Regions from separate parts of the Mus musculus genome. Here region 1 is linked to region 2. A link is a loop called in an ENCODE intact Hi-C map of the cell type or tissue named here. Cell type or tissue: heart. All regions are shown on one strand. Each heading gives the region's core, and the rest is flanking DNA. Links, peaks and the distances in the headings are about the cores only.

Region 1 (14,939 bases), core at 6,585-10,584, 68 kb after region 2:
GACCAGCTGAGACATCAGCCTCATGGACTGAGCAACACTGGATGCTTGGACTATGCATTCACAGCCAATCACTCTAATCCCCTTTCTAGAGAGAGAGAGAGGGAGATTATCTTGTAAGTACTGTTACTTTAGAGAATCCTAACTAACAGATTTTGTTGGACCAAAAGTGGGGTGCTTCTAGGGCAACAGGGTAGAAGAATAAAGTACACGAAGAATGGAAGGAGACTGAGTGCCCATGGCTTTAGGTCAATCAGCCTCTTTAAGTATCTGGAATAGGCTTTTCGGATCACCAACACATAATGGAAGCCTGTCCTAGGAGGTCAGAGTACTGAAAGCCCATGGTGGGAACTTTATTGCAAACTTAAGGAGATTATTCGTCTGATTTTCCAATTGTGAGCAGCGATGGATTTAATGACCTTATAGGTGAAATGTTTGACAATTTGTGGAAGGGAAAATGATAATGCTGGTAAGTTGTTTTTATCATCTTGGATAAGTTGACAGTGGAGAGAGATGAGCTCCGTGATAAAACTAACCAGCTTCTAGCATCCCAGAATATGACAAAGGACAATGAGTTAGTGATAAAATTGTCCAGCTCCAGATGCCCACAGTCTAAACGTATCTAAGTGTGCCCTAAAAGACAGTCTTTTTCTCCAGCAGCCACAGAGCTCAAGTTGAAAAAAACAAAATGAAACTAAAGTCATTATAAGACAGTTGAATTACAGTGAAAATTAAAGTAACAGCTTGAGGGGTGTAAGCGGTTAAAGTAAGGACATTTATTAATAAAGGATGGAACCCTGTAACTTGGGATGGGGGGGTGTGGGAGGAGCCTATTGAAGCTGAGAACTTTGAACTCTTAGCTTCTCGAGGTTTTACCTCACCTGAAGAAGTAGTTACCCTGCCCTCAACCCCACCCTACATTTTAGAGAGGGCTGGGGGCTGTTACTTCAAGAGGCCAAACTGAGATACGATACCACTCAGAGTAAAAGATGTCCTCAGTGGTGAGAGGCACAAATTGGTGCAGATGGTAGTGGTTGCTATCCCCGTCACCCTGCTAAGGGTCTGTATTCTAGAAGCTACCAATCATAGAAAGCTAAGTGAGACGAGGTCAAAGACACTTGGCAGGTTTAAAACAAGAAAGCATGTGAGTAACAGCAAAAAAACAGTAAGCCACAGTGGCTAAAAGTGCCACCTGGGATGACTTCAAAAAGACCGATAAGTATGAAGTATGCCAATAGTGGTTGAGGACGGGAAGGAACCTCACTCCAGGCTAGGGCCAAGCAATATTAGAGTAAGGAAATAAATAAACGAGGGGCGGGGGAGGGTGTTAATAAGTCACTATGGCTACTCACTGAGAGAGGTGTTTGGAGACAGGTTTCACTGGGGTTCAGGGGAAAGCTTCCACTGCACAAAAGGCAGGTCTCCAAGAGGTTCACAATAGGACATTGAGACCTCGGGGGTGGAGAGCTCCAACTCTGGACAGGGACTTGTGGTGACAGCATGCATCTTGATCAAGCAGGATTTGACAAGGAAGGTCTGGTCCAGACAGCATCCAGTGTTATTTTGGCCTGTGAGAGAATTTAAGAAAGACTTGGTCTCCTGATTCTGTAAGGAGGTAACCCTGAAAATGTAGATAGGTACCCGGGGATTCCCTTATCCTAGGACTCACTGGCAGCCCTACTCTTCCTTGGATGGGACTCTGAAATGGCAAAGCCCTCCCCTGGTCTGGGCCAACAGTTTTGTCGGTATGTATAGAAAGTATCGCCTGCTATCCCCTTCAGAATGACTGAAGCCTGAGACTTCTTCGCCTACAGAGACCCCTAACAAACTTAGCTAACCTGCCTGCTTATCCCAATGTGTATAGTAAACCTGCTGAGATTTCTGGCTGCTGCCAGTGCATTGCTGTAAGAGTCAGTATCCCTCCAAAGCCCACCTTTTCCGAACATGTTTCTGTTATTTAATACCTGTAACCCAGCAGGTCAGTCCAAAGCCATGCACATCCTCAAAAGCATGATGGTTTCAAAAAGGACCATCGCTTTATTAAAATGTTAACTGGGCTCAGTGAGAGAGAGCCTCCTTTTCTAGCCTGATGCTTTCTAGTCTGAAAGCCTGTCTTGTGCGACTTTGTCCACCTCCCAGGGAATCACACGATTCCAAAGGGCATTGGAGATCTCTTTAACAGCAGACCAAGAGTCAACGTTTGGGCCCAAGGCTTAGAGCCTAGTCAAGGTCCAGATGAACCTTTCGATCTCTGCCTGGACGGCATGGGAAGGCATCAGAGAACACACAGGCCTGAGTGAGAATGGCTATATCTTGGCTGATGATAATTGGCTTGGCCACCCTCAGAAAAAAAAAAGGTGTTTAGTGCATTCTAGAGGTGGCATGAGACATCAAACTCACTGTCTCGGACTGTGTGACAGGCGCTGTACTTGGAAGACAGGAATCTAAGTGTTTCTATGGATGCCTAGAACCCCATCCTGTTCTGCTATGCTAGAAGTAGCAGAAGCCAGCAACCTGTAGGCCTAAGAGCAACTTAGCAAGGCCCAAGAACTTGACACTCCTAAGCACTAGTGGTGTGTCAAGCATAGTTCAACCTTGGACCCTGTGTCCAGGTTTGCATTCACAGTTCTCCTTGGGGACTCCACCACTGGGTCTGTACTCAATCAAGAGCTTAAGCCAGACTCCTAAAGACCCGATTAAGAGCAATGTATAAGGAATCCCAGAGTGTAAAACCTTACGGAGGGAAGAGGGAAGGGATTAGGAAAGTCACAGATGAGCCACCTGAGGAAAAAAAGGGGAAGTCATCCCCAAAGAACAGCAGAGATGTTGTAAACCCACCGCTCCTGTTTCTGAGCCATCTCACCAGCCCCAGCTCCAGATTTCTATATAAAAGTAGGCTAATCAAGCCACGAGGAGCAAGCCAGTAAGCAGCACTCCTCCATAGCCTTGGTATCAGCTCCTGCTTGAATCACTGCATTTCTGTTCTGACTTCCTTCGGGGCTGGACTAAGATGGGAAAGTGTAAATAAACCCTTTCCTCCCCAACTTGCTATTATGGTTAGAAAGGCTAAATGGAAGCCTTTAGAGTTACCTCTGCCAAGGAAAATAGTGGATCAAAAACAGTATTGTAGGGGCTGGTGAGATGGCTCAGTGGGTAAGAGCACCCGACTGCTCTTCCGAAGGTCCGAAGTTCAAATCCCAGCAACCACATGGTGGCTCACAACCACCTGTAATGAGATCTGATGCCCTCTTCTGATGCGTCTGAAGACAGCTACAGTGTACTTACATAAAATAAATAAATAAATAAATCTTTAAAAAAAAACAGTATTGTAGGGTGGGGGAGGGTGGGGGGCTTTTGGGATAACATTGGAAATGTAAATGAAATAAATACCTAATAAAATAAATAAATGAATAAATAACAGTATTGTAAAACAAAACACAGTATTATATTCCCGGAGGAATTGCAGAAATTAGTGCCACCATCAAGAACTCGAAAGCCAGCACTTGGGAGGCAGAGGCAGGCAGATTTCTGAGTTCGAGACCAGCCTGGTTTACAAAGAAGAAGAAGGAGGAAGAAGAAGAAGGAGAAGGAGGAGGAAGAAGGAGGAAGAGGAAGGAGGAAGGAGGAGGAGGAGGAAGGAGGAGGAGGAGGAGGAAGAAGGAGAAGGAGGAGAAAGAGGAAGGAGGAAGAAGAGGAAGGAGGAAGAAGAAGGAGGAAGATACACGGGTCCCTTTAACTTTCCAGTCTGTCCAGTGCAGAAGGCAGATAGATTGTGGAGAATGACTGTTGACTATCAAAAACTAAATCAGGTAGTAACTCTAATTGCAGATACTCTACCAGATGTGGTATCTGTCCTTGCTCAGATTAATGCATTTCCTGATACATGGTATGCAACTATCGATGTAACTGTCTTAGTCAGGGTTTCTATTCCTGCACAAAGCATCATGACGAAGAAGCAAGTTGGGGAGGAAATGTTTTATTCAGCTTACACTTTCCACATTACTGTTCATCACCAAAGGAAGTCAGAACTGGAACTCAAGCAGGTCAGGAAGCAGGAGTGATGCAGAGGCCATGAGGGGTGTTCCTTACTGGCTTGCTTCCCCTGGCTTGCTCATCTTGCTTTCTTACAGAACCCAGGACTACCAGCCCAGGAATAGCATCACCCACAATGGGCCCTTCCCCCTTGATCACTAATTGAGAAAATGCCTTACAGTTGAATCTCATGGAGGCATTTCCTCAACAGAAGCTCCTTTCTCTGTGATAACTCCAGCTGTGTCAAGTTGACACACAAAACCAGCCAGTACAGTAATAAATGTCTTTTTTCTTAGTACCTGTTCATAAGGCCCACGAGACACAATTTGCTTTCAGTGGCAAAGCCAGCAGTATACCTTTACAGTTTTACTTCAATAACAAACTAACTTTCCAGTCCTGTGTCATAACTTAGAAGGAATCTTTTTTTTTAAGATTTTTTCATATTTATTATATGTAAGTACACTGTAGCTATCTTCAGACCCACCCCTCCCCCCAGAAGAGGGAGTCAGATCTTGTTATGGATAGTTGTGAGCCACCATGTGGTTGCTGGGATTTGAACTCAGGACCTTCAGAAGAGCAGTCAGTGCTCTTCACCACCAAGCCATCTCTCCAACCCAGTCAGGAGGAATCTTGATCATCTGTCTTTTCCACAAAATATCACACTGGTGCACTATATTTATGGCATCATGCTAATTGGACCAAATGAGCAGGAGGTAGACGCTGCTTTGGAATACTTGGTAACCCACATCAGAGAATGGGAAATAGATCCAACCAAAATTCAAGGGCCTTCTACCTCAGTGAAGTTCTTACAAGTTCAGTGATGTGGGACGTGTGGGAATGGCCTTCAAAAGTAAAGAGTAAGTTAAGCTATTGTCCTGGCCCCTCCCACCACCAAGGAAGAAACATGACATTTAATGAGCCTGTGTGGATTCTGGGGACTGCACATTCCTCACCAGTTCATACACCAGGTGACTTGGAAAGCTGCAAGCTTTTTGTGGGGCCTGTAACAGGAGAAGGCTCTTCTCCAGGTCCAGGCAGCTGTGCAGGCTATTCTACTTTTTGGTCCACATGATCCAACAGACCTGACGGTACTTGAGGTAGCAGTGGCAGATTGGAGACTTTGGCAGGCCCCAATAAGTGATTCAAGGAAGAGCCTTTGGAACTTTGGAGCAAGGGCCTACCACCCGCAGACAACTATTCTCCTAGTGAAAGACAGCTCTTGCCTGCTGTTGGGCCTTAGTGGAAATTGAACATTTGACAGTGGGCCACTAAATTACCATGTGACCTGAGCTGCCTATCATGAGTTGGGTGTTATTTGACCCACCAAGTCATAAAGTAGGATGTGCACAGTAGCAATTTATTATCAAATGGAAGTGGTATATACATGATTGGGCCTGAGCAGGTCCTGAAGGCACAAGCAAATTACATGAAGAAGTTGCTCAAATGTCTATGGTTTCTACTCCCTTTACATTGCTGTCTGCTGCCAAGGCTGCACCTCTAGCATCACGAGATGTTCCCTATGATCTGTTGACCAGGGAAGATAAGTCTAGGGCCTGGTTTACTGATGAGTCTGCATGTTATTCTGGCACCACCCACAGTGGACAGCTGCAGAATTATAACTCCTTTCCAGGACAATACTGAAAGATGGTGGGGAAGAGAAATCTTCACAATGGCCAGAACTTCAGGCAGTGCACATGGTCATACATTTTGTTTGGGAGAAGAAATGGCCTGATGTGTAAATTGTTCACTGGTGCATGGGCTGTAGCCAATGCATTGGCTAGATGGTCAGAGACTTGGAAAGAGCATGATTAGAAAATTTGTGGAAAAGACATCTGGGGAAGAAGTATGTGAATAGATCTCTTCAAATGGACAAAGGATGTGAAGATATTTGTGTCTCATGTAAATGCTTATCAAAAGGTGGTTGCAGGGACTGGAGAGATGGCTCAGCTATTAAGAGCACTGGCTACTTGATCTTCCATAGGTCCTGAGTTCATTTCCCAGCAACCACAAGGTGGCTCACAACCATGTGTAATGGGATCCGATGCCCTCTCCTGGTGTGTCTGAAGACAGAGACAGTGTACTCACATAAAATAAATAAATCTTAAAAAAACAAACAAACAAAAAACGGTGGCTTCAGCTGAAGATGAGTTAAGTGGACAGCCAGCCTCTTTTCCCCAGCCATCCCTGCCATCGCCCAGTGGGGACATGAACACAGTGGCCATAGTGGCAGAGATAGGGGTTAGAACTTGACAACATGGACTTCCACTCACTGAGGCTGACCTGGCTACAGCTGCTGCTGAGTGTCAGATCGGCCAACAGCAGAGACCAACACAGAGCCCCAGATAGTCCACCACTCCCCCAGAGTGACCAGCCTGTCACCTGGACCATGTCCCCCATGAAAACGACACTGCTTTGTCCTTACTGGAATAGATCCTTATTCTGGTTGTGGATTTGCCTTCCCTGTACGTAATGCTTCTGCCAAAACCACCATCCGTGGACTCACAGATGCCTTATACTCTGTATTCCACAGCTGACAGGGGGTGGTTCTTTTCTGCCGTATAGATTCAGATTGGCTGGCATAGCAGCAAGCTTCTTTACACCCCTCCCCCACCAGCCATCTCACTGGCCTAACCAAAGAAGCTTTCAAAAAGTCAGTTGACAAGTCAAGTATGGTGGCAATCACCATTAAAGCTAACACTCAGGAGGCAGAGGCAGGAGGATCTCTGCAAATTTGATGCGAGCCGCCTGGTCTACATAGTTACAGGACAGCCAGGGACACTTGGAGAGCCTGTCTGAAGCAAATAAGCAAACAAACAAATAAATGCCTGGTGACAGAAACAGAGAGCAGTCTGTTATGGCAGCAGCATAACTAAGGCTCATAACTCACTGGAAGCACCATCTTACAAAAGATTTACTGTTTCTTGGAGAAACAGAGACCAAGAGGGTATTGCAGGATTTATCACACTGTGAACCCCAAGATTGTATTATTTACTTAGGGGAAAAAAAAACTTTTCTAGTTGTAGTATGGCTCAGCCCTTAGTACACACCTTTAATCCCTTTGGATGAAATACATCCATGCACAGTAGTTAGTACACACCTTTAATCCCAAACACTGAAGGTAAATGTAGTTGGTAGAAGGAAGCACTTGTGTTTGAAAGTGATGTCTAATTGAGTGGCAGACAAAGTGATGAATCAGAGAAAGATTTGACAGAATAGGATGTGCCCAACTCTCAGGAGAAGAGAGAGGAAAGGAAATCTACATGAGGAGCAGCGAAGAGGGAGAGGAGGCGGTTTTACCAGGAATGTTTTACAGAGACAGATTGAAGAGAAAACAAGCTTACACAGGTGAGGGTATGATGGACGAGCCAGAGAACGAGAATGATCCAGAAGATCAGAGTAAATTGCTAAGAGTTAGTTTGAAGCTAGGCAGAGCAATTCAGAGGCCGAAGCAGAAGGCAGATTGAATCAGTCAGTTTTGGAGAGGAGTTTGAGCCAGAACAGCTGTGTTGAACCAGCCCGAGTTCGGTAAGAACCAGAAAGTGTGAGTTTACTCAGCAGTAAGTCTCAGAGGCTGGAAACCTTCTCTGTTGAATTCAAGGTCAGCCTGGTCTACAAAGAAAGTTATAGACCAGCCACAGCTACACAGTGAGGCCCTGTCTCCAAAAGCTAGAGCAAACTATTGAACAGATATAAGCCATTTTCAAAAATACATAGGTGGTGAGTGAGCATATTTTAAAATGCTTAATAGGTATTAATACCATTAAAGAGCTGCACAGTAAAATGCGAGCTGCTTAAGGATGAGAAGGGCTGTGAAGCACTGTCTTCTGGGTAGGGCAGAGAGATGCAATCGTGACCTCACATAGCTGTAGCTGCTTGTAAGAAGCCTATCAAACTGTCAGTCATTGATGAGGGAGGGCCATATAAGACCCTAGCCTTCTTTTTTTTTTTTTTTTTTTTTTTGGTTTTTTGAGACAGGGTTTCTCTGTGTAGCCCTGCCTGTCCTGGAACTCACTTTGTAGACCAGGCTGGCCTTGAACTCAGAAATACGCCTGCCTCTGCCTCCCAAGTGCTGGGATTAAAGGCGTGCGCCACTTTTCTTTTTTCCTTTCTTTCTTTCTTTCTTTCTTTCTTTCTTTCTTTCTTTCTTTCTTTCAAAGATAGGATCTGACTACATAGACCTAGCTGATTTGAAATTCCAATCTGCCTTCAAATTCTTAGAGATATGCCATCCCTGCCTCCCCAGTACTGGGATTAAAGGTGTGCACCACCACACCTGGTTTAAACTCAGTAGGACTTTAAAGACAAAGCAAAGAAATTGACAACCACGATAAACAACGTCAAGGATGTAAAGACTTTGCTGGAGGAGGGAGGTGGTTAAGGTGGGAAGGAGAGCAAAGAGGATGAGAGGGTACAATCATCAGTGTGCTTTATTCCTGTATGAAGCTGACAAAGAACAAACAAAACCTTTTTTTTTTAATCCCTTCTTGAAAGGTTAAACTGGCTGGAGTCCATCCCAGTAATAAGTGTTTTCTGCCAACGAAATAAAAGCCAATTCTAGCCAAATTAAGAGTTAAAAAAAAAAAAAAGGCCAGGTTTATTTGGGGTCACCTCTCTGGTGGATTCACCAGTCCCAAGGAACAGTGTGTGTGTGTGTGTGTGTGTGTGTGTGTGTGTGTGTGTGTGTGAGTGTAGTACAGGCAGGCAGGGAGAGAGAGGGAGGGAAGGGAGAGAGGGGGAGGGAGGGGAAGGGTAGGTGTAGGGAAGAGAGGTAGAGAGAGGGGGAAGGGAAGAGGGAGGAGAGAGGTGGGTTGGGGAGAAACAGGGAGAAGACAGAGAGACAGACAGAGACAGAGGAGAGAGAGAGAGAGAGAGAATGAAAATGTCTGGATTAATAGAGAAGAACCTAAATTCAGGCAGAGGTTGGGGTATGGCAGCCATGCCTTGTAACAAGTAGGGACGGAAGGATACTGGGAGAACCTAAAGGCCAGGTCTGCTTTGATGCCTTTCTTTGATAGGTTAAATATGCACCTTAACCACTTGTCTCTGATCTGAAACCCAACTCCCAGCACCAAACAAAAGAAAATGAAACCGAGGAAAGCAAAGTCAAAGTACTACAGCACAGACACGAAAAGTGAAAACTTTAACAGCAGATGACAAGGGTGTGAAATGACAAGAACTCGTGTTTGCTGCATGGACGTGGAAAATGTTATGCACGGAGCCATGTATACTAATCCTAGCACTCAGGAGGCAGAGGCAGGAGGAGGATTGCAGTACGCTTACAGCATAGTCTACACAACAAGCTCCAGGAACAGCCAGAGCTGTTTAAAAAGAAAGGGGCAGTCAGCTAGTTGGCTCAGTGGGAAAAGGAACCTAGCGCCAAGCATAACAACCTTAGTTTGATCCACTGCAACCGAAGGACCCCACACAGGTACCCAGGGAGACCATTGGCATTTAATGGCTGCAAGGAGAGAGGGAGTTGGTTTTGTTGTTGGTGGTGGTGGTGGTAGTGTTGGTGGTGGTGGTAGTGTTGGTAGTGGTGGTAGTGTTGGTGGTGGTGGTAGTGGTGGTGGTGGTAGTGGTGGTGGTGGTGGTGGTGGTGGTGGTAGTGTTGGTGGTGGTGGTGGTAGTGGTGGTGGTGGTGGTGGTGTTGGTGGTGGTGGTGGTGGTGGTAGTGTTGGTGGTGGTGGTGGTAGTGTTGGTGGTGGTGGTGGTGGTGGTAGTGGTTGGGTTTTGTTGCTGTTTTAGCAGTGCAGTCACTGAAAAGTTGCTGATGCTTTGGTAAATAACACGCTACCCATACTACGCAATCTACCCTGATTCAACTCAGACAGACAGGAAAGTAGGAGCAAGACTCGGTGGGAGGAAGAATTGTCTCAACAGAAGAGGGATGGGGGCCGGGCGGTGGTGGCGCACGCCTTTAATCCCAGCACTTGGGAGGCAGAGGCAGGTGGATTTCTGAGTTTGAGGCCAGCCTGGTCTACAGAGTGAGTTCCAGGACAGCCAGGGTTACACGGAGAAACCCTGTCTCGAAAAACAACAACAAAAAAAGAATAAAAACTAAAACAAACAGTAAACTCAAGTGGGATTTTTGTTTCAAATGAACTTACTGTTAAGAAGGCTAGCCTGATTCCATGACAGGCTTCAAATTGGCAGTTAAAGGAGACTAGGCCTAAATCTCTGTTTCCAAGAACTGAGCAATTCCAGACAAGCCCAGGCCTCAGAAGTTGCCCTGCCACCTACCTGACCTGAGGCAAGGACAACGGATTGGATCGGCAACAGTTTCCAGACTTCCCCCAACAAGTTCCAGCCTCCACAGCCCAGTAAGCCAAACCCAACAGATTAACATAAAGGTCGCTTACCCTAGAATCCTCTAATGTGCTTTAAATCAGGTCTGCAAACTCACTTGGTTGTCTCTCTAGCTTGGTAATGGGAGACCCCAGCATGCTGGACTCGTGCAGAATAAAACACTCCTTTCATTGTTTATGTACTATTTGAGTCCAGGGTATAATTCTTTGGCGAATCATGGACCCTTACAATGTGTAGGTCCATAGTCTACCTCAACGGTCCCTGGATCTTTTCTTTCATTTTCTTCTCTTTTATTTTTTTTTTCTTTGAGAAAAGGCCTTATAAGAGCCCTTGACCTTGCTATGTGCAGAGGACACTTTTAGCTTATCTCAGTATATTACTCCTGCTGACCTTTAGTTATTCATCCTATCTCAGACCCTCAGAGGTCCCTTGAGGGATGATCGGGTTACAGGAGCCCGTGATGAAATGCTGGTAGGCCCAATCTGATGCTGGTTTTGTATAGGTCCTGATAGCTGCAGTGAGTTCATGAGTGTCATTTTGCACCACACCTGTTGTGTGACAAAACACACATCTGCTCACCCCAGATAGGGAGTTCAAGACAGACCAAAAAGTATGGATACCACCAAAATCCAACTTGGTGAAATGAACCATTGAGTTTTATTGTAGTTACTCACAGGAGCAGAAATGACTCAAAGACAACTGCATCAGCAAGGCCCACCCCAGCTCAGGTGACAAGCTTTCAAAAGCTGGGAAACCTGAAGCACACTGCTTCAAGCGAGTGTGATAAGACCTTGTCTCAAATAAAACAAGCCAGACTTACATACACACAGGGTCGGGGGATGAGCAGGGAATCCTGGGATATAGTATTTGCTTACTACATATCTTAATTTGTAAAGCAATGATTACTACAGGGCTAGGGATACAGCTCCATTGGTAGTGCTTGTCCACTATGCTTGAAATCCCGGGTTCAGTCTCCGGTGTGACATAAATCCCGTGTAAAGATGTATATGTAAGAGCCGGGCGTGGTGGCGCACGCCTTTAATCCCAGCACTCGGGAGGCAGAGGCAGGCGGATTTCTGAGTTCGAGGCCAGCCTGGTCTACAGAGCGAGTTCCAGGACAGCCAGGGCTACACAGAGAAACCCTGTCTCGAAAAACCAAAAAAAAAAAAAAAAAAAAAAAAAGATGTATATGTAACCTCAACAATGAGGAGGCAGGGGAGGGAGAGCAGGAGATTTAAGGTCACTCTCAGTTACACATGAAGTTCAACAACCTGTGATGCATTTTATAAAACCAAGAATATGTTTTAGAGAGCACAGGATGGTGTGGTGGGAGGGGGTGCCCTCAGTGGGCCCGTACTGAGGCTTCCACTCCTCACCCCAGGTACCAGCCATATGACGGGTCTACCATAGAACAGCTTACTTGGGGGCATGGGAAAGGAAGGTGAGAAGTGAATAGAGACAGAGAAAGAGAAGGGACGAGAAGGGGGGGTGGGAGAGAGAAAGAGAGAGAGGAGAAAAGATGGGGGGAGGGAGAAGGAGAAAAAGAAGAAAAGAAGCTGGCCAGGAACCTGTGAAGAGAGGGAGAAGGGAGAGAGGGAGAAAAGGGACAGAGAGAGAAAAGAGGGCAGAGTCAGAGAGAGAGGGAGAGGCCAAACAGTCCTTTTTATAGCAAGCCAGGCCTACCTGGCTGTTGCTAGGTAACTGTTGGGCGGAGCATAGAAGGAATGCCAACAACCTGTGCTACAAGAGATCCTGGTCAATAAATAAATCCGCGTTAGTGTTACTGAAAATTAATGTGGAAAATTTCACTGAAGTTAATAAGCCTTAATAAGGAGTTTGACATAGAAAGATAGAGAGTTGCAATAGAGATCTTTGTTAAATAAGATTTTACAAAACTATATTTTTGGAGTAATCTTAAACTTAGAGCAAAATTAAGCATAAGGCACATTTTCTTTTATCACTGGGGCAGTCGCTATTGGGGAGCTTGGTATGTTAATCTATTTGCTTATAATAACCATTTACAGCTGGGCGGTGGTGGCACACGCCTTTAATCCCAGCACTTGGGAGGCAGAGGCAGGTGGATTTCTGAGTTCGAGGCCAGCCTGGTATACAGAGTGAGTTTCAGGACAGCCAGGCCTATACAGAGAAACCCTGTCTCGAAAAAACAAAAAGCAAAAACAAAACAAAAAACATTTACTATGTGTATGTGTGCTAAAACTTCATGCTATCAACCTCAAAATCCATCCCAGATAGCTGTTGGAACAGTCATATTAAAGACCGTCTCTGCAACAAAGCTTTCGGGAACTCTTAAGATAGTATTGGCACTTCTATAGAAGAGGATGAGAAACAATAAATAGGACAACAGCAAAACTGATATGCGTACTCCCCACAGTCATTTTCCTAAAGTCCAACGGAGTCGCCTGGGCTAGCTTGGACAGCACACAAGTGAGCACTGCACGCCATGCCTACCTAAGGCAGGTGGCAGCAATGCGACTTGTGCGCAGGCATAGAGCCTGACCTCGCGAGGGGTGGGCGGTGCTGCCAGCGGCAGCCTCGCTCTGGCCCCGCCCCCGCCCCACCCCCGCCGAACTTGGGATCGCGGGATCGCCCAGGAAACGCATTCTACGGGAACCCGCGGCGCCAATGGGAAGAGAGCGAGTGCCACGAACTGGCCAATGAGGAGCGAGCGGCCCGGGGTTTAAACCTAAGCCCGGCAGACTCCTCCCGGCGTGCTGCGGAGGAACGGCTGTTAGTGTTTAGCTGTGGATAGCCAGAGGTTAGGGTGTCTTCTCGAATCGGGGAACCTCTGATTTTGGAGGAGCCATGGCGCTCAGGGTCACTAGGGTGAGTCGGGCCAGGCGCTGCGGTGATCGCGGCGGGAGAAGACCGCGGGATCCCGGAGCGGGAGGGGGATCCGGGAGGGCTCCGGCGAGGCCGGGGAGCTGAGGACCCACCTTATGGAGGGTGAAAAAGACCTCTGGACCTATCTGGGCTGCAGGACTTGTGGGGAGTGGGTGCTGTGCTCTTAATGGTGAAGGCCCAGGGTGAATTCTTCGCCTTCCCGGAGAGCTGTCTACGACGGAGGCTTTTATGGCATCCTTTCCGATGTAAATTCACCATGTTTAGGGTGGCTTAGGACTTAAGGGGAAACTGGATTAAAGGTGAAAGATTTGGGTGGAAACTTGCTTGTCACGGCTGGAGGCTAGATCCTACCACCCTTGCTTTCCTTAGTTAGGTCCCGCCTTAATTAACCCGTGACTTCCTCGGGGCTGCCTGCTTGCTGCCGTGGACCCTTTTCAAGTTGTTCTTTTACTTCTTTCAGAACACGAAAATTAACGCAGAAAATAAGGCCAAGGTCAGTATGGCAGGCGCCAAGCGTGTGCCTGTGACAGTTACTGCTGCTTCCAAGCCCGGGCTGAGACCGAGAACTGCTCTTGGAGACATTGGTAATAAAGTCAGCGAAGAGCTACAGGCAAGAGTGCCTCTGAAAAGGGTAACTATCGCCCTGAAAAGGGTACCGATCTCCCTAGCCCAATTAACCTGAAAAGGCCCATCTTCTAGCTGTCACCCTTGGGAAAACATTCTGTTCTCTCCCTTTCATCCACAGGAAGCAAAAACGCTAGGTACTGGAAAAGGTACTGTTAAAGCCCTACCAAAACCTGTAGAGAAGGTGCCTGTGTGTGAACCAGAGGTGGAACTTGCTGAGCCTGAGCCTGAACCTGAACTTGAACATGTTAGAGAAGAGAAGCTTTCTCCTGAACCTATTTTGGTAAACTTGCATTTTTTAAAAGTTTGTTTCTTCTCTCTGACTTCATTTCACGTTGATGCACATGACAGCATTTAAATATATTACTTATTATTGAGTGGCTAGCAAAAACATTTTACATGCATTAACGACTCTGGGGTGAGTATTAGCACCCTGCGTCAAATGGTGGCAGATAAATATGGTGGGGCTTTTTGTTTTATGTAGACACCAGAGTCTCACTCACTATGTACTCCTGGCTGGCCTGGGACACGGATGTGGGCATAAATCATTTTCTTTTCTGTGTCTCTGTAGCTCATGCTGTCCTTGAACTTGAGATTTCCACCTCCAATGCTGGGATGGTATATTCAAAAACTATTTTTAAAAAGATTTCAGGCAGAGAAATGAGATTAATTAATAAAATAAGGTGCTTGGTAGAATCCCAGTATTCTGTCTGGCCAGAGGCAGGTGGGGCTCTGAGTCTCTGTAACAAGGTCCAGTCTAGCCAGAGCTACATATAGTGAAACTCCGTATTTGAAAACAAAAAAAGATGATAATGATGGAATGATGGGTTAGCATTTAAGCCTAAAAATGAAGTTTGCCTGAGTTTGTAGCCTGTTAGATTGTGTTCAGCATATTAGGAGGCCCTGGGTTCAGTCCTTGAGTATTAAAATGCAAAAGAGAAAAATGCAACAACAAAAAAAGCATACACGTCGAAGGCACCAGATTTTACTACTAGGTGTGATGATTGGTGCATGTTTGTGATTTGAGCACTTCTGCTAAGGCAGGAAGATTGCAAGTTTAAGGCTAGCCTGGGCTCTCTGTAATCAGGGGCTTGGATACACCTGAATAAAGATTGCTG
Region 2 (14,939 bases), core at 6,900-10,899:
AATTTTAGTGCCTTGCTATCTTTTGGAATACAGCTCTGTTCTCAAAGCAATTCATCTTCGTATGTGACAAGCTATAAAGTCTCAGCTGGCCCCAGCCTCTTAATCTCTGGCTTTACAGCCTCAGTATCTGAACATCAGGTTCAGGGCCAGCTTCCATTCTAAACTGGATGTAAGGACCAGTGAGGGTTTAACTTGGACCCTCCAGACAGACATGTCTCCCTGCTGGTAAAAGGAGCCATACCTTCTATGTTTACTGATAAGAATGGATATGTAAAACTATCTGAGATGCTTGAGTAGCAAGTACAATGTGCTTTCCTGTTTTGATTAGAGAGGCACCCGAGCATGTGTATCAGCTTCTCTTAGCACATCTTACCCAGAGGGCATACAAGACACTCAGGGTGAGGTCAGGGGGTGGGTAACAGAGAGACAGGCAGACAGACAGACAGAAAAATGAATAGAAAGTTGAGGAGGGACAGGAGGATGGAGGAGACGTTTATTCCCAATGAGAATGCCTCTTTGTGCATTTTTAGTATTATACTACATGTTTTCGCAAACAGCAAATACAATTTAACTTTGTAAACGCGTGTATGTGCTGGCAATAGGCTTTTAAGTCTCCACAGATAGACAAGAAAATAAAATGGAGAGCTAGAGAATAGACAAGCTACTTCTGAATTCCTCACCATCCCCAGAAGCCGCGTGGTATCCATAAGAAGCACCAAACTGGAAAGTAGCAGAGCCAGCTCCGTACCTAAGCTCTGGTCCCAGCTCTCTGTGCTACCCTGGACCATCTACTTCATCTTTGATCCCGTGCCTCCTCTTGTGTAAAGTTAAGACAGTGGCACTCGTGAGCGATAAGCTTTAAAATAATACTGTGGCTATGAGGGGAAAAAAAATCTCTTAATGTCTCTAGGGCTCTCTGTTCTTCAGAATCAGAAAGTTGGGCAAAGGGACCTTTGATGCAGCTCTAAGATGCATGGTTCTGAATCCAGAATCATGAACTTGGCTGTAGGGATGTCATTTTCCCTTATCACAACAAAGTAGCTTGCAGTCAGCAGACATGGAACTTTTGTTTTTTGGGTTTCTTGGGGTTTTTTTGATGGCTACCACTGAACATACCCTGTTAGGGGTGAGGGGTTGGGGGCCAGAAAAAATATCACCCACAAAGAAGGATACAGTGGGAGAGTCAAACAGGCTGTTTACAGTTTACAACACAAGGGAGTAATTAGGAGAGAGGGGACAGTCCCCAGCCTATGGTGTTTCTCTGACAAGAGGCATCATGTGGAGTGCTTCAGGAGCTCTGTGGTGATGACATCAGCGATGAGCAGAATGGGTCCTTTGGTGCCTTTCTAGTCTGAGAATTAAGAACAGGAAGTGGTTGCTATTAAACAAAAGCATGAAAGGGTTACACAGGAAGTACCGTACGCGCTGGGTTATGAGATTGCAAAAGCTGGCATGCATCATGAGAAGGGCCAGCTGAATGACCATGCGCTGACAGGAAAAGGGCCATGTCCCTCAGCGCTGTCCTGGCTGGTGGGAGATATTCCCCTTTCCTCACATCAGTGGGCTTATGGGTAATACCTTCCTAGACACTGGAAAACATTTTTGTCTCTGACTAAAAGGATGTTTTACTCTTGAATAAACCACTTTCCTCCCCTCGGGGCAGCCAATTAATTCTGAAATTTTAGCAATCCACAACTCTCTTTGGCAATGCAGACTGTAGCAGACATCTTCCCAAAACTCACAGGAAAAGAAAGGGACAAGGACTGAGATGCCCTTAGTCAGCATGAGAAGAAAGGAGATGTCACATGTAAGCTAAAACCTCTTCCCTGCTGGTCTAGTAGTTGAGATTCAGCACTCTCTCAAGTGTAAATTAAAGATGTGTTACTTTGGGCAGGGGAGGCCAGGAAGGTGGCTGAGCAGACTAAAGGCCCTTGCCTGATAACTCAGGTCAAAACAAGATATGGTTGCTCACATCTGTAATCTCACCACTCCAGAGAGATAGAAGGGAAACATAGGAGAGTTGCCTGAAAGCTCATAGACCAGCTAGCATGGAATATGGAGAACAGCAGCAGAAACCAGAAAGGCCCTGTCCAACATGGATGACAAGTGCTCACATAACTTACTCCCAAAAGTTGTTCTCTGACATCCACATATGCACACATATGCCTGGCACACATGTGCCTGAACTCTGTCCCCCTCACACTCCCTGCCCTCTCTCTCTCTCTCACACACACACACATACACACACACACACACACACACACACACACACACACACACACATATATGTTTGAAAAAGGGAAATGAAAAATTTAGGTCTTTTCTGGTTAGTGGGAGATGAAAACTTATTAAATACAGAGCTGGAGAGATGGCTCAAAGGTTAGAGCACTTGCTACTCTTGCCGAAGAGCTTGGTTCAGTTCTCAGCTCCCCCCATTCCAACTTAAAATCACCTATAACTCCACTTGCCGGTAATCCGATGCCTTCTCTCACCTCCTCCTGCACCAACCATGCATGCATTGCCCATACAACCATGCAGGCACACACACACAAGTTTGTGTGTGTGTGTGTGTGTGTGTGTCTATAAAATAAAATAAATACTTTTAAAAGCTATTAAATATAAGATGCAAGACATAAAGGTTTAGAAACAATATGGGTAGTAGTGGTAAGTGCAAACAAGAATGAGAGGGAAAAGAGAAAAGAAGAGGATTCAATGGGAAAAGACTTGGCTCTCCACCCAATACTGGGGGCTGCCCAATGAGGACAAAGTTCCTGATGGGAGATTTAGTGCCAGAGAAGAACAGGCAAGCTTTGTTGTGGAAGGAGACTGGTTAAACGCAGAAGGACCAGCACCCAAAAATGTGGGGAGACCCAACAGCGCGGCCCTTTATCCTTTCATTCACCTCAAACCTCAGCCAGATTCTGTCATTTGCTAGGCCCAGTCTTTCAGTCTGAATTCTGAAAGGCTGTAGACATCTGTAAACAGCAAATGCACATCTGTAAGCGATACAGATTCTTGGTGTCTTTTTTTTTTTTAAAGATTTATTTATTTATTATATGGAAGTACATTGTAGCTGTCTTCAGACACTCCAGAAGAGGGAGTCAGATCTCGTTACGGATGGTTGTGAGCCACCATGTGGTTGCTGGGATTTGAACTCTGGACCTTCGGAAGAGCAGTCAGGTGCTCTTACCCACTGAGCCATCTCACCAGCCCTCTTGGTGTCTTTTTTACCCACTGTTAGAAGAGCTAGTATTGGCCGAGCATGGTGGCGCTCCCAAGCCCTCTATGGGCAGAGGCAGACAGCTCTCTGTGGGTTTGAGGTCAGCCTAGTCTACATATAGAGTTCCAGGCCAAGAACACATAGTAAGACCTTATCTATAATAATAATAATAATAATAAATCTGAAAATATTCTGGAGCTGAAGAGAAGGCTCAGCAAATAAGAGCTCTTACAGAGAACCCAGGCTTGGTTCCCAGCACCCACCTAGCAGCTCCCAACCATCTGTAACTCCGGATACAGGGATCCAACACCCTCTGCTGAACTCCTTAGGCATCAGGCACACATGTGGTATACAGACATATGTGCAAACACACACACAGACACATAAAGTAAAAATTAATAAATCCTTTTAAATAATTTAAAATAGAAGGTGGAATAATAACCAAGGTTGTCTTCTGGCTCACATCTTCACATTGCTGCACATGCATATGTGTGCTTACACATGTGCTCACACACATACTCACATGCAGAGAGGGAAGTTGGGGGGCGGGGGGTGTACTGGCTGGTTTTGTGTCAACTTGACACAGCTGAAGTTATCACAGAGAAAGGAGCTTCAGTTGAGGAAATGCCTCCATGAGATAAGGCATTTTCTCAATTAGTGATCAAGGAGGAAAGGCCCCTTGTGGGTGGAACCATCTCTGGGCTGGTAGTCTTGGTTCTATAAGAGAGCAGGCTGAGCAAGCCAGCAGAAGCAAGCCAGTAAAGAACATCCCTCCATGGCCTCTGCATCAGCTCCTGCTCCCTGACCTGCTTGAGTTCCAGTCCTGACTTCCTTTGGTGATGAACAGCAGTATGGAAGTGTAAGCCGAATAAACCCTTTCCTCCCCAACTTGTTTCTTGGTCATGATGATTGTGCAGGAATAGAAACCCTGACTAAGACAGGGGGCTAAAACTATCCACATCTTTCTACGGGTTGCTGTTTAACAACACTGGTTGTTTGCTAATTGACATTTTATTGATATATTGTTCACTCCACATCATTCTGTCATATACACACAATTATTTAGACATTCTCCCTTTGATGGATAATTAGCTTGTTTCTAATTTTTCTCCTTCACAGATACTACTACAACACCCGTCTTTGTGTTTCCCTGTGAGCATACATAAACCAGCCTTCCTCAGCCAGTGGAGGCCTAGAAAGAGAACTGTTGGATTCTACGTTGTGCTTACTTTCAGTTTTACAAAATATTATTAAATTGCTTTCCAGAGTGGCTGCGCCAGTTCACCTTTCACCCACCCACCCGACCATTCCGAGACCTTCTGCCGCTTCCGTGACTGTGATGCTCTATCTTATTGAGTTCACTTTTCCACATTCCCAGGTTGAGCATCTTCTCATAGACACTTTCCATCCACAGCTCGGCCATCTATACCTTCGCCTGTCTCTCCCTCCCCCGCTGCTTTCATATTGATTTGTAGGAGTTCATTATTTATTCTGGGAACTAGTCAGTTGTTTGAGACAGGTCCGCAGAGGGATGAAGAAACAGCTCAGCAAGACTTGTCACCGAGATGGACAACATGAGTTCGATCCCCAACATTCACATGAAGAAGAAAACCAACTCCCTGGCCTACACATACACACACACACACACACACACACACACACACACACAAATGGAAAACTGTATCCAAAAAAGGAGAGACGCATAAGCAGAATTTTTCCAACTGTGTTTTGTTTTTTCTTTTATTTGTTTTTGTTTCTGTTTTCCAAGCTTGACATAAGCTAGAGTCGTTTTGGAAGAGGGAATCTTAATTGAGAAAGTGCCTCTGTAGGTCTGGCCTATAGGCAAGTCTGTGGAGTATTGTCCTGATTAATGGCTGATGTGTGAGGGTTGAGGGGGTGCATCCCCTAGGCAGGTGGTCCTTGAGTTGTATAAGCAAGCGGTTGGAGAAAGCCAATAAGCAGCATCCCTCAAGGGCCTCTGCTTCAGTTCCTGCCTCCAGGTTCCGGCCTTGAGTTCCTGTTCTGTCATCCTGCAGGGATGGAATCTGACCTGAGAGCTATAATTTGTAACAAATCCTTTCACCCAAAGTTGCTTTGGTCATGTGTTTATCATAGCAATAGAAGCCCTAACTGAGCACCAACTTTTAGATATCAGTAGAGCTCTTTTAAGTATAGCATTGGGTGATAGAGGAATTCTTGGGAGAAAAAGAGGGTTTCACTTGATTTCTGACCTAGCAAATGTAGTTATGGCCTGAGGACACCTAGCTCCAGGGAGAAGCTCTTGCTAAGCGTGTGTGAGGTGCTGAGGACATTTTACATGGATAAAAAGTATTAAATATCTTTTATCTTTGATCCGTTTTCTATACTTTGTACAAAAAGCCTACTCAGTTCCTGGAGTGTCCAAGATCTTTCGTCATATAATTCATTCAAATTTAAGACAGCAGAACCTTTTCCTTCAGAATTTTAAACTTTTATATCGGTCAACATCCCCCTCCCACCTTCAAGGGACAAGACAAACGAAACATGCAAGATGGGAAATTTTGAAGAGGCTCTATTTAAAGGGCGTGAGCGGTAAAAAGAAATTGTGGCAGTGTGTCTGTCATTACCCACAACGGGTCAAGAGGGCTCTTTGTGGACCAAAGACACAGACAGGGTAGATTAGGCAAGCAGCCGAGACAAGAGCAATGCCTGCTGGGAGATGTGGGCAGTCCGTCAGCAAGGACTGCTGGGGGAAACAGCAGCCTGCGGCAAGCTCACGACTAAAACCATCCCTAGCCTAAAGAAGTAACATCAGATCCTATCCGTGTTCAGTCTAAGCAGGTCATTTCATGAAGCTATGAAGCACTAAGCAGATATTTTTCTTTCTTCCTTCATGTAAGTTTTTTTTGTTTGTTTGCTTGCTTGATTGCTTGTTTTGTTTTGTTTCTTTTTTATTTTTCCGAGACAGGGTTTCTCTGTGTAGCCCTGGCTGTCCTGAACTGACTCTATAAAAACAGGCTGGCCTCGAACCCCGAAATCCGACTGCCTCTGCCTCTGGAGTGCCGGAATTAAAGGTGTGCTTCAACCACACCCAGTTTCTGCATGTAAATTTTAATCTATGCTTCGCTAAATCAAGAGTGTTGGGGTTTGGTCTAATGCTTGTAGTAGGGTAATTGAGTTCCCAAAACTGCACGAGAATCCACCTGTGTCCTCATGTAAGACGCTGGGGGTCTTGCCCCTAGTTGGTTTTGATTGGTAAATAAAGTTGCCTGTGGTCAATGACTGGGCAGAGAGACAGAGGCAGGACTTTTAGGATTCCCCGGCAAGGGACAGAGGCAGAAGGAAAGAGAGAGCCGCCATGCCATGCCGGGAAAAGAGTAAAGATCAGCCTGAGAGGTGCAGAGCAGAGAGCATAGCCATCACGGAGGAGTCGGGGAGCGTGGCCCAGGAGTATGCAGGTCTGGATTGGGGAAGCAAAGATGGAGTAGAGGTTTTAGTAAGTGATGAGTCAGGATTATCAGAAAGTACATCGGCCATGTGAAGATTTGGAAGTGATACAGCCACTGAGCTGTTTAAGGCATATTAAAATATAAGGGTGTGTGTGTCTGTCTGTCTGTCTGTGTCTTTCATCCCGGAACCCAGAACATTAATTAGGGCAGGTAGTGAGTAATGCGCCGCCACCTCTGCGCATTTGAGTAGGGATTAATTGGCTGCTACTACACAAGAGCTCCACTCCAAACCTTACAAAACCTACACTACAATCCTCCAGTCCAGAAAAAACAAACAAACATTTAATAAACATCTGGACTCCTGAATAAACACACAATTCCTTGTAAACCTAGGTGGTCTGCTAAAACCTTCTAAATGATAAGCATGTCTTAAAGGACCGTTTGAGAAAGGTAAAGCAGAAAGGGGTAGGTTGATGACAGCTTGGGTACATAGGCCATCAAGCCTCACCTAGCCTTAGCTTGCAGCTGTGCCAGGGAGGAAGACCACTGGAGAGCACATTGCTGCACAAGCCATCAGACAGAAGACCTCAAAGTTCAAACTGGGGGAGAAACAAAAAGCAGCAGGACTCGTATCCATGGAAAGCTCCTGGTTGTGGCAAGTGGTGTTCCAGTTACAAACAGAAGCCACCCAGTGCTGCTTGTTATCCCAAAAGAACCTCAAGACAGCTGAGGGTAACAGGACACACCTGGGATACAGCACCGGGAGGGAGATGCAGGAGGATCGGGAATTCAAAACCAGCCTGGGCTACATGAAACACAATCTCAAAATAAAATAAATCTCCTAGAAACTAGGGAAAAGAATAGCAATGCAATCTTCAGACAGGCTATCCACAAATCACCTCAAACACAGAAAGAACAAAGGGAGTTTAGAATCACAGATAAGGCATATCACGATTGGAAGAACTGACAGCACACTCCTTCTTTAAATTTTGTTTCATGTGTGTGGATGTTCTGCCTGCCTGCATGTATGTATGCCTGTGTACCACATGTGTGCTTGGTATCCACAGAGGCCAGAAGAGGGCATCAGATCCCCTGGAACTATAGTAACAGATAGTTGTGAGCCACCACGTAGGTCCAGGGGATTGAATCCAGGTTCTCTGGAAGAGCAGTCAGCATTCTCAACCATTAGACCATCTCTCTAGCCCTATATCACTTTTCCTTCCTTAGCCAGCCAAACTACCAAGTCAGAAAAAGCCATCCACCCTCGACGTAAGCATTTAAACTCAGCATTTGATAGACATGCTCATCCAAGAGAGAGAAAAGGGGCCCAGCTGATCACAAAGATTGACGCTAGTTACGAGTGAGCACAAGCCCAGAGCATTAGTAGTGCAGGACTCTGTCTTCAGCTTTGAGCCGTTCACTGAGTAACAGCTGAGTATACAGCTGGCTTATTTATGCACTTTTTGACGGCTAAGGACGGGAGCCAAGATATGGGTGGGAGATTGAAGATCCAGGGACCCCAACATCAAGCCAAACTTCACAAAACTTTGCATTGAAATTAACATGAAAGCATAACATTTAAACGTTTTCACACATAAAAGCATAGTTATTAAGAAGAAATGATCAAGCCTCCAATTGAACTCAGTGGGGTTAAATTCTTGCTTTTATTTTTTTTTTCCCTCTTGCCAAAATCTACCATCTGTACAACAGATGAATTTTCTTAGAGGAAAAAAAAGTATATAAATTTATAAGAATAAAGAGTACTAAAGAAGAAGCAAGCAGAAGAAGAAGAGACGTGAGCAACTCTGAAACCCAGAAAATACCTAATAACTAAGTTGACAAAGCCCGTCTCCAGAAACAAAGCCTAAAAACAGGAAGTGGAATGATAGGCTAACTCATGCCCGGGGATCCCAGTGGGTTCTCCCCACACACTGCAGAAGAAATGCTGAGGCAGCGTGAACAGTGGATATGCTTGGTCAGCACTCAGCAGCACCCCTGGTAGGACCTAGACTAGGTTCTTCCTGAGTACTGCAGAAGAGAGAACTGAAGCAGAGAGAACTGCAGTGTAGGTGGACGTCGTGTAGCAGTATGATCGTCCTGCCTTGCCCATGGTTTTGCCTTTAGAAGTCTCGGTTCCCTGCCACTAATCATGGTCCAACAATATGAAAATGACATACTCTAGGGATAAAGAACGTATACGTTTTTAATTGCACGCTGTTTTCACTAGCATGCCCTATCCTGCTCTAGACTGTCCAAGAAGCAACTTATCCCTGGTAGCCATACTACCTAGTCACCTGCCACCCCTAGTCACTCAATATCCAGCTAGGTCTCAGATCAACGTGTTGAGGATTGATCCTAATGCTTTGAGTTAATCCGGCCCTCTAAAGCGGGAATCTGCGTGTCCAACTGCTGAAGGTTCTTGTCCCCAATTGGCTTTTGATCGATCAATAGAGAGCCAACGGCCAATGACTAGGCAGGTAGACTGAGGTGGGACCTTTGGATTTGTGTGGACTAGGAACAGGAGAAAGGAAAGAGAGGGAGAATCACAATGACTTGGAGGAGAAGGGTGGAACATAAGAGCTGCAGGAGAGAAAGCCAACCAGCCACGCACGTAAGAATTCAGGTGAGGGGTCACTGGCCACTTCCCCATTGGGCCCTGGGTAGCAGAGGAAGGTTTAGGAATCTCAGGAGTGCCGAAGGGGAGCGTTTGCTAGCAGGGGAAGGTTCAGGAGTGCCCACCCTTTGAGCTAGCCATGGCATATCATAAATTAACTGACATGTGTGGGTGTGTCTTTCATTCGAGACTCCAAAGAGATCCTGTGGGTGGGTGGCTGGGAGCCCAACCTACTGGGAACCAAAGCAGTGTGGCTTAAACGCACTGCTACATCAACTGTCATTCATACGTAGGAGGGAAGAGTGAAGTGTTTCCAACACACCTGGACACTTGCCTGACAATATCATCTTCGCTTTTATTCCCGTTCAGTACTCAAAAGAGAATCACATCCATACTGTTGTCAGTTCTGCAAGCGACATAGACTAACCAGGCCACAGTACGGTCTCCAAATCCAGAGTGACCCCCTCAAAATGACATCACTTATCAAAATACCTGTGCTCCCCATTCTGAATCATTTCAGGCCACAGGTAACAGCACTGTGTGTCTGCCTCTACTCATGGGCCAAGTCTATGTAATTTCTCTCACAATTTTTGTCTCTGTCAGTTGCTTACACTGACCCTTCAGAAGCTAGAGGGGAAATCTCCTACTGCTCCCGCAGGTGAAAAGACAGAAGTTCTCGACATAAGATGGAAAGTTGGATTTTGGTAGAAGTGAATATTTTTTTTCTGTGAAATTGTGGACATGAATTGTATTTTATTTTTGCTGTCACAAGTCAAACAGCAAAAGTTACAGACCTGGTGTGTGATAAAAATGCTTGGTTAAGACTTTTAAAAAAAAAGTGGCACTAAGGAAACGGCTCAGTGTATAAACTGATTGCTTGCACAAACATGAGAACCTGAGTTCAGAACTCACACTCATGTAGAAGCTAGACACAACAGCTGGTGCCTGCCACCCCAGCACGGGGACGTGGGAACAGGTTGATGCCTGGGACTACTGGCCACCAGTCAAACTGAAAATGTGAGCTCCAGGCTCAATGAGTGACTCTGTCTCAAAAACTCAAAAACAGAGAGTGATAGAGGAAAATGCCTGACACAGACCTCTGGTCTCTGCACATGCAGGTACACACCCATGCATATGCGCGTGCTGTGGTGGCCTGAATAGGGTTGGACCCCATAGACTCATGAGTTGGAATGCTTGGCCCACAGGGAATGGGATTATTAGGAGGTGTGGCCTGTGGAGGAAGTGTGTCACTGTGAAGATGGGCATGGGGGTCTATGTCTAAGCTCCACCCAGTGTGGAATCAGACTCTCCTCCTGGCTGCCTGCAGAAGACAATCTCCTTCTGCCTGCCCTCAGATCAAGATGGAGAACTCTCAGCTCTTCCAGCACCATGTCTGCCTGCATGCTGCCATGCTTCCTGCCATGATAGTAAAAAAAACCGAACCTCTGAAACTAAGAGTTGACTGGGTCATGATGTCTCTTGACAGCAATGAAACCCTAACTAAGACACAATACAAATACCACAAACAAACAAAGAAGACAAAAGAGGGTTAAATTTGTGTGAATAAAATAAATACATATATGTGTGTGTGTATATATATGTGTGTGTATACATGAGTGTACATACATATATATTATACACACATATATATGGCCTGGTGATATCTGCCCTTTCAGGAATCCATTGAGAATCTTGGAATAGACTCTGGAGCAAGAGAAATTTCTGCTGAGTAGGGTTCTTTCTGTTCACCCAAGGTTCAAACAGAATTAGGCAACTATTAATCAAGTGTGTAATAAATCCAGTGGAAGAAAGACAGCATTTTCAACAATTGGTGCTGGCACAACTGGTTGTTATCATGTAGAAGAATGCGAATCGATCCATACTTATCTCCTTGTACTAAGGTCAAATCTAAGTGGATCAAGGAACTTCACATAAAACCAGAGACACTGAAACTTATAGAGGAGAAAGTGGGGAAAAGCCTTGAAGATATGGGTACAGGGGAAAGATTCCTGAACAGAACAGCAATGGCTTGCTCTGTAAGATCGAGAATTGACAAATGGGACCTAATGAAACTCCAAAGTTTCTGCAAGGCAAAAGACACCGTCAATAGGACAAAAAGACCACCAACAGATTGGGAAAGGATCTTTACCTATCCTAAATCAGATAGGGGACTAATATCCAACATATATAAAGAACTCAAGAAGGTGGACTTCAGAAAATCAAATAACCCCATTAAAAAATGGGGCTCAGAACTGAACAAAGAATTCTCACCTGAGGAATACCGAATGGCAGAGAAGCACCTGAAAAAATGCTCAACATCCTTAATCATCAGGGAAATGCAAATCAAAACAACCCTGAGATTCCACCTCACACCAGTCAGAATGGCTAAGATCAAAAATTCAGGTGACAGCAGATGCTGGCGTGGATGTGGAGAAAGAGGAACACTCCTCCATTGTTGGTGGGATTGCAGGCTTGTACAACCACTCTGGAGATCAGTCTGGCTGTTCCTCAGAAAACTGGATATAGTACTACCGGAGGATCCAGCAATACCTCTCCTGGGCATATATCCAGAAGATGCCCCAACTGGTAAGAAGGACACATGCTCCACTATGTTCATAGCAGCCTTATTTATAATAGCCAGAAGCTGGAAGGAACCCAGATGCCCCTCAACAGAGGAATGGATACAGAAGATGTGGTACATCTACACAATGGAGTACTACTCAGCTATTAAAAAGAATGAATTTATGAAATTCCTGGCCAAATGGATGGACCTGGAGGGCATCATCCTGAGTGAGGTAACACATTCACAAAGGAACTCACACAATATGTACTCACTGATAAGTGGATATTAGCCCAAAACCTAAGATACCCAAGATATAAGATACAATTTCCTAAACACATGAAACTCAAGAAAAATGAAGACTGAAGTGTGAACACTATGTCCCTCCTTAGAAGTGGGAGCAAAACACCCTTGGAAGGAGTTACAGAGACAAAGTTTGGAGCTGAGATAAAAGGATGGACCATGTAGACACTACCATATCCGGGGATCCATCCCATAATCAGCTTCCAAATGCTGACACCATTGCATACACTAGCAAGATTATGCTGAAAGGACCCTGATATAGCTGTCTCTTGTCAGAGTATGCCTGGGCCTAGCAAGCATAGAAGTGGATGCTCACAGTCGGCTATTGGATGGATCACATGGCCTCCAATGAAGGAGCTAGAGAAAGTACCAAAGAAGCTAAAGGGATCTGCAACACTATAGGTGGAACAACATTATGAACTAACCAGTACCCCGGAGCTCTTGACTCTAGCTGCATATGCATCAAAAGATGGCCTAGTCGGCCATCACTGGAAAGAGAGGCCCATTGGACACGCAAACTTTATATGCCCCAGTACAGGGGAACGCCAGGGCCATAAAAGGGGAGTGGGTGGGTAGGGGAGAGGGGGTGGGTGGCTATGGGGGACTTTTGGTATAGCATTGCAAATGTAAATGAGCGAAATACCTAATAAAAAATGGAAAAAAAAAAAAAAAAAAAAAAAAAAAAAAAAAAGTGTGTAATAAAAGTGACTTGGGAGCTGGATGTGGTCATGTACACCTGCAATCCCAGCTTCCTGAAAGGCGAATGCAGGCAGTTTCAAGTTCAAAACCTGTTTGAATTATAGAGCAAGCTCATGTACTTAGTAAGACCCTGTCTCAAGTAAAAATTGAAAATGAAAAGGTAAGCTGAGGAGATAGCTTAGTCAGTATAGTGCCTGACTACCGAGCGTGAGGACAAGAGGCTAATTCCCAGAGCCCACATGAGAAATGCTAAGCATGCCTGTTACCTCAACACTGGGGAGCTGAAGACAGGCAGAGCTCTGGGCTCGCTTGCCAGCCAGACTAACCTTAATGAGTTCCAGACAGGTGAGAGACATTTTCTCAAAACAAGTGGATGGCACCTGAGGGACCTGATATCCCTCTGGACTTCACACACAGACACACAGGCACACATATTCTTGTGAACACACACATACACACACCAAACACACACACACACACAGTGGGAAGAGAACTAGGACTTTAACTCAAGATTTGAGGCCCTTGGCTCAACTACAAGGCAAAAAAAGTGACTGAAGAATTAGAGAAAAAATTGACTCTGCTGACCAGTCCCAGCTCCTCTGAAATCCTGTGGTTCTAGATTTTTTTTTTTTATACTTACATCCTGTGTCCAAAGGACCGTAAGTTAATTCTGAGTGTAATTCCCAGGAGTGGACCATAGGTGGCACTGTCATATAAAATGAGTCTGTAAACTGTTCCCACTTTCTAGATTTCACTGAATGTGTCCAGCCCTACAGAACAAGAATATGCCTAATTTTTTTTAACCAGAAGCATAAATCCATAGGCTCCATACACCGGGATATCATAGTCCTACTGACATGAGTCACTTGGCTCCTTATCGTGCGTCTCAGCTCTGGTCTTCTGCCTTACTCATAAGAAATACATAGCACTTCACTTCAGGGTGTTTGGTCAGTCTTGGACCACAAGATAAGTAGAATGGCAAAGCTGTGACCCATTTACATACCAGGAATCCTGCTTAATTGTGAATTATTATTAATAAAGAAAAACAAAACAAACTTTTATTCCCCTACAAGTCTCAAATAAAACTGGGTTTGGCTACCTTTCCCGCAGCTAATAGAGACGTATGCTTCATTCTTTGGAGCAGTGGTTCTCAACCTTTCAAACGCTGTGACCTTTTAATACAGTTCCTCATGTTGTGGTGACCTCCAACCATAAGATTCTTTTGTTGCCAATTCATAACTGTTATTAGTCAAACTGTAAATATCTGGGATACAGATATCTGATGTGTGACCCCTGAGGGGTTGAGAACCACGGCTCATGATTTCATATCTAGTTCTTCTGGACCAAGTTTATCTCTCCTCCAACTATAAGCTTGGCTTTTTCATTTCTCCCACACTCCTTGCCCCTCTGCCCCACCCCCCACCTGAGATCCACAAAATCCATGGAGAATACAGGCTGTCCTCCAAGGGATGTCACCATCAACTACATAGATTATGAAAGCCAGGGTCCTGCATTCAAGTCTCAAATCCAGGAAAACTTCCTAATATTAGGAACCTATAAAATATCAACTACTAGGGGATAGATTTGAACAAAACACGTATGCATGTATGAAAGTTTCAAACAATAAAAATGATTTAAGCCAGGCTAGAGAGATGCCTTAGAGGTTAAAAGCACCGATGCTCTTCCAGAGATCCTGAGTTCAATTCCCAGCAACCACATGGTGGTTCATAGCCATCTAGAATGTGATCTGGTGCCCTCTTCTGGCCTGCAGGCATACATGCAGACAGAACACTGTATATGAATAAATCAATCTTTTAAAATAGATAATACTGAAGCCACATCCACTCATTTCTGGAATAGCTTGCCCCTCTGGATTTTCTTTAAACCCACTAGCTGCTTTTATGGGTTTGTTTTCTGTTACATGCCAACAGTACACGGGGAAGGGGGCGGGAAAGAACAACTGTTTTTTGGTCTTGGATCAGACTAGTTGACTAGCAATACTAGTAAGCTGAAAGGAAAGAGCATCCTAACCTCCCGATCCAACACAGGAAAAACTGTGTTCTTCCTGAGACCAAAGTTGCAACAGGGAAGCCATTTTTTTCCATTTTGGTCAGT

What was found. Hi-C counts contacts between places; a loop is a spot of excess contacts. Peaks named below come from ENCODE experiments on the same cell type or tissue, not always from the same donor. Only the 100,000 strongest peaks of a DNase experiment are listed, where the experiment ranks them.
Region 1: it touches region 2 in a loop (5-fold over the local background); 1 of 42 quality-filtered maps calls a loop at or near these places.

What each region holds. Positions count from the first base shown.
Region 1 is chr13:100,784,622-100,799,560 of GRCm38, reverse strand. It overlaps Ccnb1 (cyclin B1), which reads left to right and starts at 13,075. Exons shown (of 9, transcript NM_172301.3): 1 at 13,075-13,179; 2 at 13,658-13,828; 3 at 13,943-14,104. The coding sequence starts at 13,159. In heart, for the core only: no CTCF peak of the experiment used is centred there; no DNase peak of the experiment used is centred there.
Region 2 is chr13:100,852,953-100,867,891 of GRCm38, reverse strand. Gm41040 (a long non-coding RNA gene) reads left to right here and starts at 4,041. Exons shown (of 2, transcript XR_873869.1): 1 at 4,041-4,079; 2 at 4,340-4,490. In heart, for the core only: no CTCF peak of the experiment used is centred there; a DNase peak (open chromatin) is centred at 8,581.